Regions from separate parts of the Mus musculus genome. Here region 2 is linked to region 1. Evidence: chromatin contacts called from ENCODE Hi-C data. All regions are on one chromosome and are shown on one strand. Each heading gives the region's core, a stretch centred on a gene start or an enhancer-like site at or near the end of the contact. The rest is flanking DNA. Distances are from core to core; before and after follow the strand shown.

What was found. Hi-C counts contacts between places; a loop is a spot of excess contacts on that map.
Region 2: a loop to region 1 is called in a map of T-helper 17 cell, with 16 times the contacts of the local background. The contact joins the promoter of Diablo here to the promoter of Golga3 in region 1. A Hi-C loop is called at or near these places in 2 of 37 maps with a recorded cell type or tissue (T-helper 17 cell and regulatory T cell).

Annotation. Positions count from the first base shown.
Region 1 is chr5:110,174,554-110,180,969 of GRCm38, forward strand. It overlaps Golga3 (golgi autoantigen, golgin subfamily a, 3), which reads left to right and starts at 2,304. Exons shown (of 24, transcript NM_001347389.2): 1 at 2,304-2,369. Gm15787 (predicted gene 15787) reads right to left here and starts at 1,951. Exons shown (of 3, transcript NR_040431.1): 1 at 1,764-1,951.
Region 2 is chr5:123,521,809-123,527,617 of GRCm38, forward strand. It overlaps Diablo (diablo, IAP-binding mitochondrial protein), which reads right to left and starts at 2,356. Exons shown (of 6, transcript NM_023232.3): 1 at 2,263-2,356; 2 at 1,447-1,573. The coding sequence starts at 2,312. Mir7647 (microRNA 7647) reads right to left here and starts at 887; the gene lies at 829-887.

The DNA of each region.
Region 1 (6,416 bases), core at 1,054-3,553:
TATGAATAAATGCCTAGACCAAAAGCTTGGACCTGTTCCCCAACTAACTCATAACTTAACCCATTTGTTCTATTCCAAGTCCTGTGACATGGCTTGTTTATCTCTCCTCAGGGTTCATGAGACAATCATCAAGAGTTCCAGGAAAATTTCTCCCAAGCCTTAGACTCTCTTCCAGATCCTCTCTCTTTACAGGAACTTCCACCTCCCTATTTCCTGCCTAAGCTCATAGGCTATCAATCTTTTATTGACAGGTGAAGCTTCCGTACACTGCACAAAAGATTGTCCTCTCTGAGAGTAACAGACTCCAGAAGCTCCCTGAAGTATGCAATATCCTTATGCCTGTGACTGGATAGTGTATGACTTGTCTTTCTGACATCTCAAAGTTTCTTGAAACTCCAAAGTAGATGCTGTCACACCACCCACACATACCATGAAAGCCCGCCTTCATGGTCTTCAGCATCTCAGAAAATTTTATGACCTTGTGACTCGGGTCAAAACCCAGGCATCATCCTTCTTCTCTCGAAGAGCAACTGCATTCTACGTGACAAGAATGAGCTCTGTTCCCACAGCCAGAGTTTGTGCCTGAGCCAGTACTTAACTCTGATCACTGTAGCCTTTGACATCTTTGAAAGATCTGCCTTTCCATTGTCACAGACCCTATGTGGCCATTCTCTAGGCTCACACCGATCTCCCCTCCTCGTGCTACTCGTATTTAACACTCTCCTAGATCTTCATCATGCTCAAACCTCTCGGGCAGGTTTGAAGCATCTTTCCACAGCTATGTTTTCTTTAGAAATTGACTCAGATTGATGAGATGTCTCTACATTTTTTTTAAAAAATTATTATTGTGTATGTATGTGATATGTGTAAATATATATGGTGAGTGTATTAAAGTGCACACGTTGAGATTAGAGGCCAACTTGTAGAGTTGGTTCACTTCTTCCACCACTATATAAGCTTCAAATTGCCAGTCTTATGCTGCAAGTGACCTTGCTTGCTGAGCCACTCACCAGGTTCAGAGAGGTCCTTTCTCAATAATCCATAAGATTGCAGAATGTCTACCCACCTGTCTCTTTATTCAGCTCTGACATCATCTACTCTCTTGTATGTCTGTTTTTTACTATTTCCCTCCAAGAAGTAAGTTTCCTGAAAGCAGACAGCATCTGGCAAAGTCCTTGGCACACAACAGTCCTCAGTAGATACAGCAGGTTCCCCCATCAACCCCTGGACATATAAAGCTGGGACCCTGTCAGTCCTTTTGTCTACCTCAAGACCCTTCAAATTTGTTCATTGACTGATGAGCAGAAACAAAAGGGAAATATCCAAACAATAGGATATTAGCAATAAGAACGAAGCACTAAAAGATGTACAACATGGATACAATTTGAAAAAGAACTCAAAGCTATACAGTATATGAACCCTATTGGTATGAAATGTACAGGCAAGGACACTCAGAAACAGAAATAATGATAAAATCGTAAACAGGAGCAAACTTTACAGCATGTAAATTATATCTTTGTAAAGCTTTGGTCATTTTTATTTGGGGTTGGAAATGTAGCTTGGAGGTGGGGAGGTTACTAGACATGTTCAAGGCCCAGGATACAATCTCGAGCACTGAAAACAAAATGTATACTTAGCATTTTCCCCATGTAGCAGTGGCAATAGTTTAATATTGTGTTGTGAGAACTTCCTCTCCTTTCCTATCTTCACATACTAGAGACTGAACCCAAGAGTTCTGAACTACACCGCAGACGTCTTTTTACCTTTTAAGACAAGTCCCACTTTATAGTCCAGTCAGTCCTCGAGCTTGTGATACTTGTCAGACTTCCTCGTGGCTGGCAATGCAGTCGCGTGGCGCAGTGTCCGGCCATGTATAACACTGGCAATAATACAAACAAGACTGACAAACACTTAGGAACAAGTTGTCAGAACTGTGGTGGAGGCGGTGTCTGGCGGGGAAGCCACGCCCCGGGGGCGTGGCCACGTGGATCGTCATACCCACCAGTCAGAAGGCCGCGAGGGGCGGGAGCGTGGCGAGTCCAACGTCACTACCACCGGAAGCGTTTTTCTTTTTTTGGGGGGGGGGGGAGGGTTGTCCTGATTTCGTCTCTTAGGCTGGAAGTTGTTCCTCTGAAGGGAAGGCACACAAAATTTTAAGTCCACTTTCTGAAGGATATCTCAATCTGTCCGGAGATCCATACCAACCCCAATTTGAAAGTGGCTACTGGCCGCTGAGGGCAGCCTCTCTTCCGGAACGAAGACCTCGCGGACCGTTTGTTTCCGGGGGGTTGCCCGAGACTGGTACCCTGTTGCGCCCCGCCCCTTGCACAGCCACGTCCTACCGGAGCCGCAGGGTTGGGCCGGAACCGGTGAGGGTTTTGGGGGCTATTACTGAGGAGGGTCGGGACCTTGTGGCAGAGGACCGTGGAGGAACTGTTGGGGCAACCCTGGCCGCGCCCAGAGAGGCGTACAGGGGCAAGGCGGATGCAGAGTCCGGTGAGGGTCGCGCAGACTTTGGGTCAGCCGCGGTCAGCTCAAGTCAGTTTTTGCTTTTACTCCGTGGGGTTGGAAACCTGCCTCGCAGCTGGGTTGTCAGTAAATGCAGAGACTGCTTCTGCACCCACGGAATGCGGTCTGCCCTGAGAGCGTTGCTACTGCTGCTTGGTTGGGTCAGCGTGTTTGAAGTCTGCTCCTTTTGCAGTTGATGACGAACGTGACATGGTGGCAAGTCGTACAGTGCGTGGGGGACTTAGGTTGTTTTGATTCTGGTGCTCAGAGGTGTTTGCTGAACATGGTCAGTGGAGTCAGTGACCAGAGAGAGCTAGGCGAACAGCTTACCACCTTCCCACGGGCGCTTACTGAATGTTTATAGAAAAAGAGGCCCTGTTTGTAAAAGGTCCCAGGATACAGTAGTGTTTTGGTCTCTGTTTTCATCACTTTCTGGTGGAGGTATACTGACAACTCAAAACAGTTGAGAGGATTAGGTTTGTGCAACCTTCGGAAGAGTTTACCTTTGAGTCAAGACAGGCCTCCATGACAAGAATCGTTTGTGCAAAATTATTGAGAGGAATGTCTCAAGAAAAGTGAACAAGAAGTGTAGAGACCCTATGGAGAGTCAGTTGTACTTCTGGATGCATGATATAGCCAGATAATGAAAAAAGACACAGCATGTGAGGGGTACAGACATAAGTAGGAACCCAATTAAAGTGGTCTCCGGTCGAGGCTAAGAAGTTTGTATTTTATTGTCAGTAGGACACTGTAAACCATTTACAAATGCCGCCTGACTTTTATAGTCCGTTAATGACTCAGATACAGTGTACCTTGAATGGAAAGAAAAGGAAAAGCCTGGATAGGGTGGCACATGTCTGTTATACCAGCTCTTGGGAAGTCAAGACAGGAAGACCTCAGCCAGCTTGAGGCCCATGCTACATAGCAATATTCTGTCTAAAAAATCCAAAAGCAGATCGGAAAGACTTCTGAGTGGTTGAATGTTATAGAGTCTGATGACCTGAGTTCCCTGGGAGCCCTGTGGTGGAAGGAAAGCATCCACTCTTCAGTTGTCCTCTGCCCTCCACACAACTGTGCGTATGAACACAGACACAAATCTGGAAAATCTTGTTTCTTCCCTATTTCTTATAAAAGAAAGGAAACAGAAGAAATGAAAGTTGCTCAGATTTAAAAATAGCTGGGTTTTGGCCAATTGCTTTAAGTAGTGTTTTTTTTTTTTCTCTCTCAAGTGAGAATATAACTGCAATTTGGCTCTTTCAACAGCTGTTGAAAGGAGAATTAATTACACTTGTTTAGCAGAGACCCTATATCTTATTGTAGTCAATCCTAGCAAAATTTTTGTATTTATTTTCTCTGTGTTTTGTTTTGTTTTGTTTTTCGAGACAGGGTTTCTCTGTATAGCCCTGGCTGTCCTGGAACTCACTCTGTAGACCAGGCTGGCCTCGAACTCAGAAATCCACCTGCCTCTGCCTCCCGAGTGCTGGGATTAAAGGCGTGATCCACCATGCCCGGCTTTATTTTCTCTGTGTTTTTATTGATGAGGAAATAAGCTAAGAGTGGCTCAGAAATCTACCTAACAAGGTCTTACAGCCAAATGGAAAAACAGGATTTGAGGCAAACGTGTTTAACTCAAAGCATGTGAATTATGTCCTTGCTGTACCTGAGGCTGGCCTTTGGTTTTCACTTACATAGAATGCTGTTTGCTGTTGTTCAATAGTGCAGCACCAACCAGACATCTTCAGGAAGCCAGCCCTGTTTTATCTTTGCCTGTGCGTCCTGTCTAGTTGATGATAACCTCAGTAATGGGGTAGCTGTTGTTTGTGGATCCTGTTTGTGAACTGCTGGGAAAGCTGGAAGCCTGTTGCACCTTAGATGGTCTCTTAATGCAAAATCTGGGTGAACTGCTAAAGTTAGGTATATCTTGGGAATTCCTCAGTGATAGCTTTGCTTTGCCATCCAGAAATGGGAGGAAAAATGGTTAAAAATAAAACTATAAACTGCGTGAAGTGGTACATGACTATAAGGCTAGCATTCAGAGGTGGAAGCAGGAGAGTCACCATGAGTTGGAGACTATCCTGGGCCATATATTGAGCCTTAAATCCCAACCCAAAACAAACAGATTGAGCTGGCAGAGATGGCTCAGTCACAAAAGTGCTTGTGAGACTTGATTTTGATCATTCGCCAAAGCTCATGTAAGAAAGTGAGGCATGATAGTGTACACTTGTAACTTCAACACTGGGGAGGTGAAAACACTCAGATCTCTGGGGCTTACTGGCCAGCCAGCGTATTCCTAGTGATGAATTCCAGGTCAGAAAGCTACTGTCTTGAAAAACAACATGAATGGCACCTAAAGATGTGCAAATGCATACACACAAACAGAGCCAAATTGACCAAACAAAAGAAAAAGATAACAATAATGAAAATGATCTGTTTTAAAAAAAAAATCACAAATGTGGTGTGTATTACCAAAAACAGGGTGTGTGTGTGTCCACACCCCCATGCTAGCTGTCTCATCTTCCTTGGTGTCTAGAAATTTGCCTTTGTCAGCAGACTGAGGTAATGAGACCCTGTATGGTTGAATCATGCCTACCCAAATTCAAAGAAGACTGAGGTTAGACAGTAAATGCCAGTTTACTGCAGTTCAGGAAGGACTGCTGTCAGAAGCCTAACTCCTGGCACAGTCCAGAAATTTCATCTGTAGATTGACTTCAGGAGGAGCTAGCTGATTGTGATCAGGAGCCATCTGGGTGAATTAAGCAGAGGCAGTTGTAGCTGGGGAGTCCTCTGTTCTGGAGGGCTGTACCATTCCATCCATCTCTGAAAGGAGGAAGGACTGCTTAGGAATCAGATGTCTTGCTCAGCACAAACTCAGAGTAAGGGGAATTAAGAGGCGAATATGCCGTGGTCTCTAGCTTCTAACAACCTGATGCATTTGTCAGCAAATTTAAATCAGTGGAACTTGAGTATTCTTGGCTAATGTTTGTCTCATAACAGTCTAAGTTATGTGCATTGGCACTGCCTCTAAGGCACATTATCTCTGGGACTCTTTGCCTGCACACCTTTTGTGTTTATCCTATACTAGACCTGTAAGTCATTGGCTAAGTTGATAGGCTAAGCTGAATTTATTCTTGGTGAGTTCCTTCATTCATAGGTAATCATCAGTCACAGAGGACAGATGGAGTCAGAGGCCATGTGTCTGCAGTGACAGGTGTCAGCGTGCTAGCCCTCCTAAAGAGTCAGCATCACCCCTTGCTAGTGAGCACCATCCTCTCAGGCTCCTCAGGCTTCTCACCTCTAATTTCTCGTTGTGAGGGTTTTGGTTCTTTTTTTTTTTTTTTTTTGAGTCAGGGTCTTTGTAGCCTAGGCTTGCTTGTAACTCACTGTGTAGGTGAGATTGGCTTCAGACTCTGAGATCCACCTGACTCTGTTTCCTGAGTGCTAGAATTAAAAGCATGTTCCACTGCACCCAGCTTCAGCATGACTTATAAGCTCAGGATGTGGGTTATTTTGCCATGAAACATGTTAAGCATAGAACAGAAAGAATAATATGGAGCTTATTCTGAAAAATAGCATAGATAACACTATTCCTACAGTGTGCTTGGAAGGTTATATTTAAGTCTGACCATTTGATAAGGAGATAAGTTAGCAATACCATCAGTACACTTCAGTGTTAATAACTGTCAGACTCATGAAATTTCTTAAACTTAATCCACCATAGTGACTACTGGTCTTGCTAATAGGGAAAGGTGGATGGTTACCTGCTGTGAGATGCTTTCTCTGCCCACTTTCTTTTTTTTTGGTTTTTCGAGACAGGGTTTCTCTGTATAGCCCTGGCTGTCCCGGAGCTCACTTTGTAGACCAGGCTGGCCTCGAACTCAGAAATCCACCTGCCTCTGCCTCCCGAGTGC
Region 2 (5,809 bases), core at 1,106-3,605, about 13 Mb after region 1:
ACTAGTAACCAGGACTTAAAAAGCTGAAAATGAAGAGGATAAACCCATGGTTTTTCAAAGGTGGGGGCAGAAAGAACCTTGGGGGCTGGCAAGATGACCCAGCTGTTAAGAAGACACTTGGGCTGCTGAGCAGGACAACCCTTCTTGCAGCTGCCCTCTGATGCTCTCAGCCACAACCCAAAATTTAGCTCTTCTCCATAAACCACACAGCCAGTGACAAAACAAAACAAAACAAAACCCATCACTTTCCTATCAGCTGCTCACTGACATTTCTAAAATGTAACTTTCTTCCGATGGAGACCCACTCCTCTGTCCCAGCAAATGGTAATTCAAGTGGGAAACAGCTCTCCCTCACTCATGTGCTGCCTGCCAGCTATCACCTCATCAAACTGGAACATTAGCCAGATCATAATATTCCAAGAACAAATCCTTCAAGGCCTTCAGAGAAAATCCAAAGCCCCACAATGAGCCACAAGGATCAGTCACAGTATTTGAGCCCTGGTTATCTCTCCAACCTCACTCCAGCCCGCCCACTTTGCTTTGCTGCATACCACACAAAATACACCTTCTAGGCTTGCCAGGAACCCCTTCTGCTGAAGGCCTCTCCCTCACCCAGGCCACTCAGTCAGCTTTCTCCAAGCTGTCTCACACCACTGCACCATATTTTTCTTCACATTACATCACCAGCTGACTTTGTTTCTTTTCTGACACAGGTCTTCTCTGTGTAATGGCCCTGGCTGTCCTAGAACTCACTCTGTAGACCAGGCTGGCCTTGAACTCATAAAGAACTGTCTGCCTCTGCCTCCCAAGTGCTGGAATTAAAAGTGTGTACTACCACCTCCTGGACTTTTGGTGCTTTTTAAAAAAAAGGCCAGGAGGTGGTAGTTCATACTTTTAATTTATATGAATGGTGTTTTATATGCATGCCTCCAAGTGTGTCTGTGTGAGAGTGTCAGATTCTCTGGAACTGGAGTTACAACAAGGTGAGAGCTGCCTGATGGCTGCTGGGAAACACATGGCTATTCCTCCCGTTTCTGCCTACCCTCCCCACTTCAGTTCTTTTACAATGCATTTTTAACCTCAGGACCCTCAAAGGTTAAGCAGCACATGTGCAAAATTTAGCCCCTTCGATTTTGGTACAAGAATAACGGTCTACTTCCCAGTTCAACTGATGCTCAGTTTCAGGGGTGGTGGAGTGGGGGCAGAATCTGTTAAGAACACTGTTTCTATAACATGAGAAAATGGGAAACGTGCTCCACTCGGAAGATGCGGGTTTAGTACAGTACATGGCATCATGGAAGGGGGTACCTATGAAAGTGTGGCAGCTTGTCCAATGCTCAGGAGTTCACTAAGACTTGGAAATAGTCTCTGGGGCAAGTCAGGGTCCGGGCGTTCTTTCCCTGGCCCCTTTACCCTATATATAATAGTCACATGACAGTCCCTTACCTGAGCAATAGGAACCGCACACAGTGTCATGCCAAATCCAGTCAACACAGTTTTGTGCCATGGTTTTATCAATTCTGAGAAACAGCGTTTCTTAGAGTTAGCCAAGACAGGAAAACGCTGTCTGTACCTGGAAACATAAGTCAAAATTTAAAAAGCCCAAAATCAATCTGTAAAAGGCTCTGTGGTCTGCAGGAGTTTTGGACCAAGCAGTAAATGAGACTAAATGAGGAAGTGCCCGCAATCTTCTAAGAAAATAAACCACAGGACGGCCAGTTAAGTCTCGGCACTCGGGAGTCAGGGGCATGCGATCTGAGTTCCACGAGCGACAGGTCAATGCGCGTGGAAGCGTCCCGCCAGGCGGAGAAGTTTCAAAGTCGCCGCAGCCGATTAGCAACTTGACGCCAACGTAAAACTCTCCGGAGTGCGCAGGATTCAGCTTTAGACCCCGGGACCTGGGTTCCAGGTGTCGCCAATGGTCGCCTCCAGCAAATCCCGGGAGCGAGCCGCTGTCGCCGGTGGCCGAGTTTACGGGGACCCGTGCTCTCTCTAACAATGCGCTGCCAGCCAACGCCGTGGCCCGGCTGTCCCTCAGTGTCCCTGGGGACCCCCCAAAGCCAGCCCCCGGGATGCGTGGGAGGAGAACCACTTTCAGGCGCCCGTCCCTGATGGAGGACGAGGGACGAAGGCGGGGGCCCGCCTCTAACTTCAGAAGAAGGCGGGACGCGGCAGCACCACGGCCCGGGGCCGACGCACTGGCCGGCACGGCGCTCCCGGTTCCTCTCCGCCGCCGCCCGCCCTCTGCTACCGCGGCCGTACCTGAACAGAGAGCAGACGCTCCGAGTCACCCAACTTCTCAGAGCCGCCATCCCGCGGCGGACCGACGCCGGACGCACGCGCCGGAAGTGACGCAGCATAGCAAGCAGAAGCGCAAGCGAGGCGGGGCCCAAGGAGCCCGGAGCTTCATGGTCACGCCCCCAGAGGAGGACGCGGTTGCGATTGGACAAACGGAGTGGGCGGGGCCGGGACACCAGGAAACCGCTCTAACGGTCGCACCTGGCTTCCAACCGCTCCGACTTCGTCGCCGGTCCCCGCAGGCTCCAGTGCACGGGTGCTGAAGCCGGGTCGCGCGCCGTGACGCGGGCAGCGGGCTGGGGGGCGAGGCGAGGCGGGGCCGCTCCTGGAAAGGGAGACTGTGTGGCCAGGGAGGGGAAGCTCGGAGCCACGGCGAGGCGCGGTGGGGCGGGGCGGAGCAGGGCGGGGCCGGGGCGCTGTCACTTCAGCACCAAGAAGTAGGTGGTCCAGCCGGCCAGCAGGAGCGCCCCGATGAGCACAGTGTAGCTGAGGAGCACGAAGGCGAGCAGCTCCCGCAGCAACTGCAGCACGTGGATGGTGGACGAGGTCTGCATCGCCCTGCAGAGACCGGGAGCCTGAGCACGCACAGGCTGCACGCAATGAACAGTACTCTTCCAAGGCCAAGGAAGCCCAAAGTGCTATTCTCCCCTACACTGAAAGTCTAAAGCAGTAGTTGCCCCCCACTCTCACTGGCACTTGAACTCAGACAAGGGAAGGAGCCTGGTCTTTTCCAGTCCTGACTCTGTATTAGGCTCCAACCGCCCTCTCTTCCCACCATCTCTTGCATTTTTAATGGAGCTGGTGCCGCTAATGGGCTAGTGGAAGACAGTTTTATTTTCCCTTCACTCAAGCCGCAGCCCTGTCTATGGCCCTGTCTCATAGTGGAGGGGAAGCAGCAGGACATTGCTCATTCCCTCCGTCATTCCCCTGGCCTTGTCGATGATAGATTTTAAGGATTTTTTCTTGTGTGTGCCCCCAGTATGCTTGCCTAATAGCCAGTCAGGATTAAAATTGAAGGGTGTCAAGTGATGGGTACTAACTCGATTTCACTCATATCTTTCTTGATATGCTTTATGCATCTGCCCTTAGCTAATTTCACCTCAGATGCTAAGAGTCACAAGCTAGCTCAAATTCATTGCTGCCTTGCCTAGCAGTTACCATCAATGGCAGCCTCTAGTTTCCCACTCTTCCCAATTTACTTACTTGGCAAAGTTTCCACGACTCTTCCACCTCCACAGCTTCCACAGCCGCTCTCAGGTATGGTGAAAGTAGACTTGTACGCACTCCAGAGATCTGGGCAGAGCTGAGAGGTCTTCAGGCAGCTGGAGCACTCAACAACTAGGTGTGGTCTAGCGACCAATTACAATCTCTGTGTGGTTTCTGAGCTCCCAGGGAGCTGCGCACAGGCAATGCCAGACCAGGCGGGGCATTAACAGCCCTGCCCGCCCTCTGCCTGCATTACCTCCACAGCCTACAGGATGAGGCATCAGCAGTTTCCAGGACTTCTGACTCAAATGGGCTGAACAAGTGGTACACTAGGGGGTATTTCAAGCCCCTTCTTGTCTTGCTTGTCTAAATACTACAGACAGGCTGTACTTCCAATACTGCTAATACTGAGAGCAGCCCAGTTAAGTCTGGGATCTGGCAGAACCACTACACATTCACCAAGACTATCTTAGTAATGGAAAAGCTGCTGTTTTAAGAACGACAAGTGTGAACATGAATATGTGTGTGTGTGAGAACCATAGATGATAGCCCCAGAGCACGTGATCCTAATTTACAAAGTTTAGCAGTTTGCAAACTCAGTGCCCAGGCACTTTCCCAGTATAGCCACTTCTAAATTCAACGACAAAGGTGAGGCCCAGAAGGAGCCAGCTGGGAAAGCACAGAACATGTTCCCGTTCTGATGGAACAAAGGAAAAGTGACCAGGAATAGACAGCGCATCCTTCTGCTTGTACTCGATTATAAAGACTATTATTGACCTCTGAGAAGCAGGCAGTGTGGATGGCAACCCTTTTATAACATCATCATCCAGAAGCAAATGGCTGCTTAATGTAATCAGGATCTCTTATTATCAAATTATTGCCTGGGCGAAGTCTGGGCAAAAACGGGGGCAGGACATCTACACACAGCTCAAGAAGCCAGGGAGTAGTAATTGCTCCCCCAGAGGCCTGGGCAACTAAAGGGCTCCATGTCCTGCCTCATCACCAGAAGGACAGGATGCCTGCCGGGATGTATACTACCACCCAATAACCAGAGTGACAGATGAAAGGGCCAAGTTGTTCAAAACAGGCCTCTCTTCCCTCCTCGCTCACACTTCAAATGGATCGATCCCTCAAGGCAGTTCTGTGTCTTATATTTAATAGCAATCTGCAAACCTGCAAGCTGGGGTATTTTATAGCAATAGATTAACTGAAGCTAAGAAACAGGACATGGGAGCCGACAAGGTGGCTCAGTAGGTAAAGGAGCCTGCTTTCAAGCTTGATGACCTGGATTCAGTCCTCAGGACTCAAATGGTGGAAGGAGAGAACCAACTCTTTGAAAGCTGTCCTCTAGTTTCTACAAGTGTAAATGTGTGTATGTATGTATGTATGTATGTATGTATGTATGTATATATATATGTATATATATGCATGCATGTATATATAAACATACTATACATACACACACACTACATAAATAATAAAGAACTACAACATGGCATAAAATTCACTGTAATCCATCTATAAATGATGAGAATTTTTCCATACTGCCCTTTGCTTCCACAGTCTGGCAAGGTGTCCTCTATGCATCAGATCTGAAAGTACCACTTACAACCTAGAGACAACACTGTGTCTGTATTCCCCTCTTTCCTTTGCTTCAGATACTTAGTTCATTTTGCTGTTTCAAATTTCCTGTGCATTAAAGAAAGGTTCAGCATCTTTGGCCATCAGGGAAATGCAAATTGAAATGAGTCCATCTTACACCTTTTAGAATGGCTATGATCAAAAACATAAGTGACAGCTCCTGCTGGCGAGGATGAGGAGCAAGGGAGCACTCCTCCACTGCTGGTGGGAGCGCAAACCTGGAAGGCACTTAGGAAGTCAATACGGTTTCTCAAAAAATTGGAAATCAATCTACCACAAGACCCAACTATACCATTCCTGGGCAAATACCCAAAGGACACTCCATCCTATCAAAGGGACACTTGCTCAACTATGTTCATAGCAGCTTTATTTATAACAGCCAGGAATTGGAAACAGCCCGGATGCCCCTCAACCAAAGGATGGATAAAGAAAGTGTGGTACCTTTATGTACTAGGGTACTGCTCAGCTGCTAGAAAAAAACAATGACATCATCAAATTTGCAGGAAAATGGATGGAACTAGAACGAAATCATCTTGAGGTGACCCAGACCCAGAAAGACAACCATGGTGTGTACTTAACATAACTGAATATTAGCTGTAAAGTAAAAGTTATAGTCGACAGACCCTGAGAGACTAAGCAACGAGGAGGGATGGGGGTTGGGGGC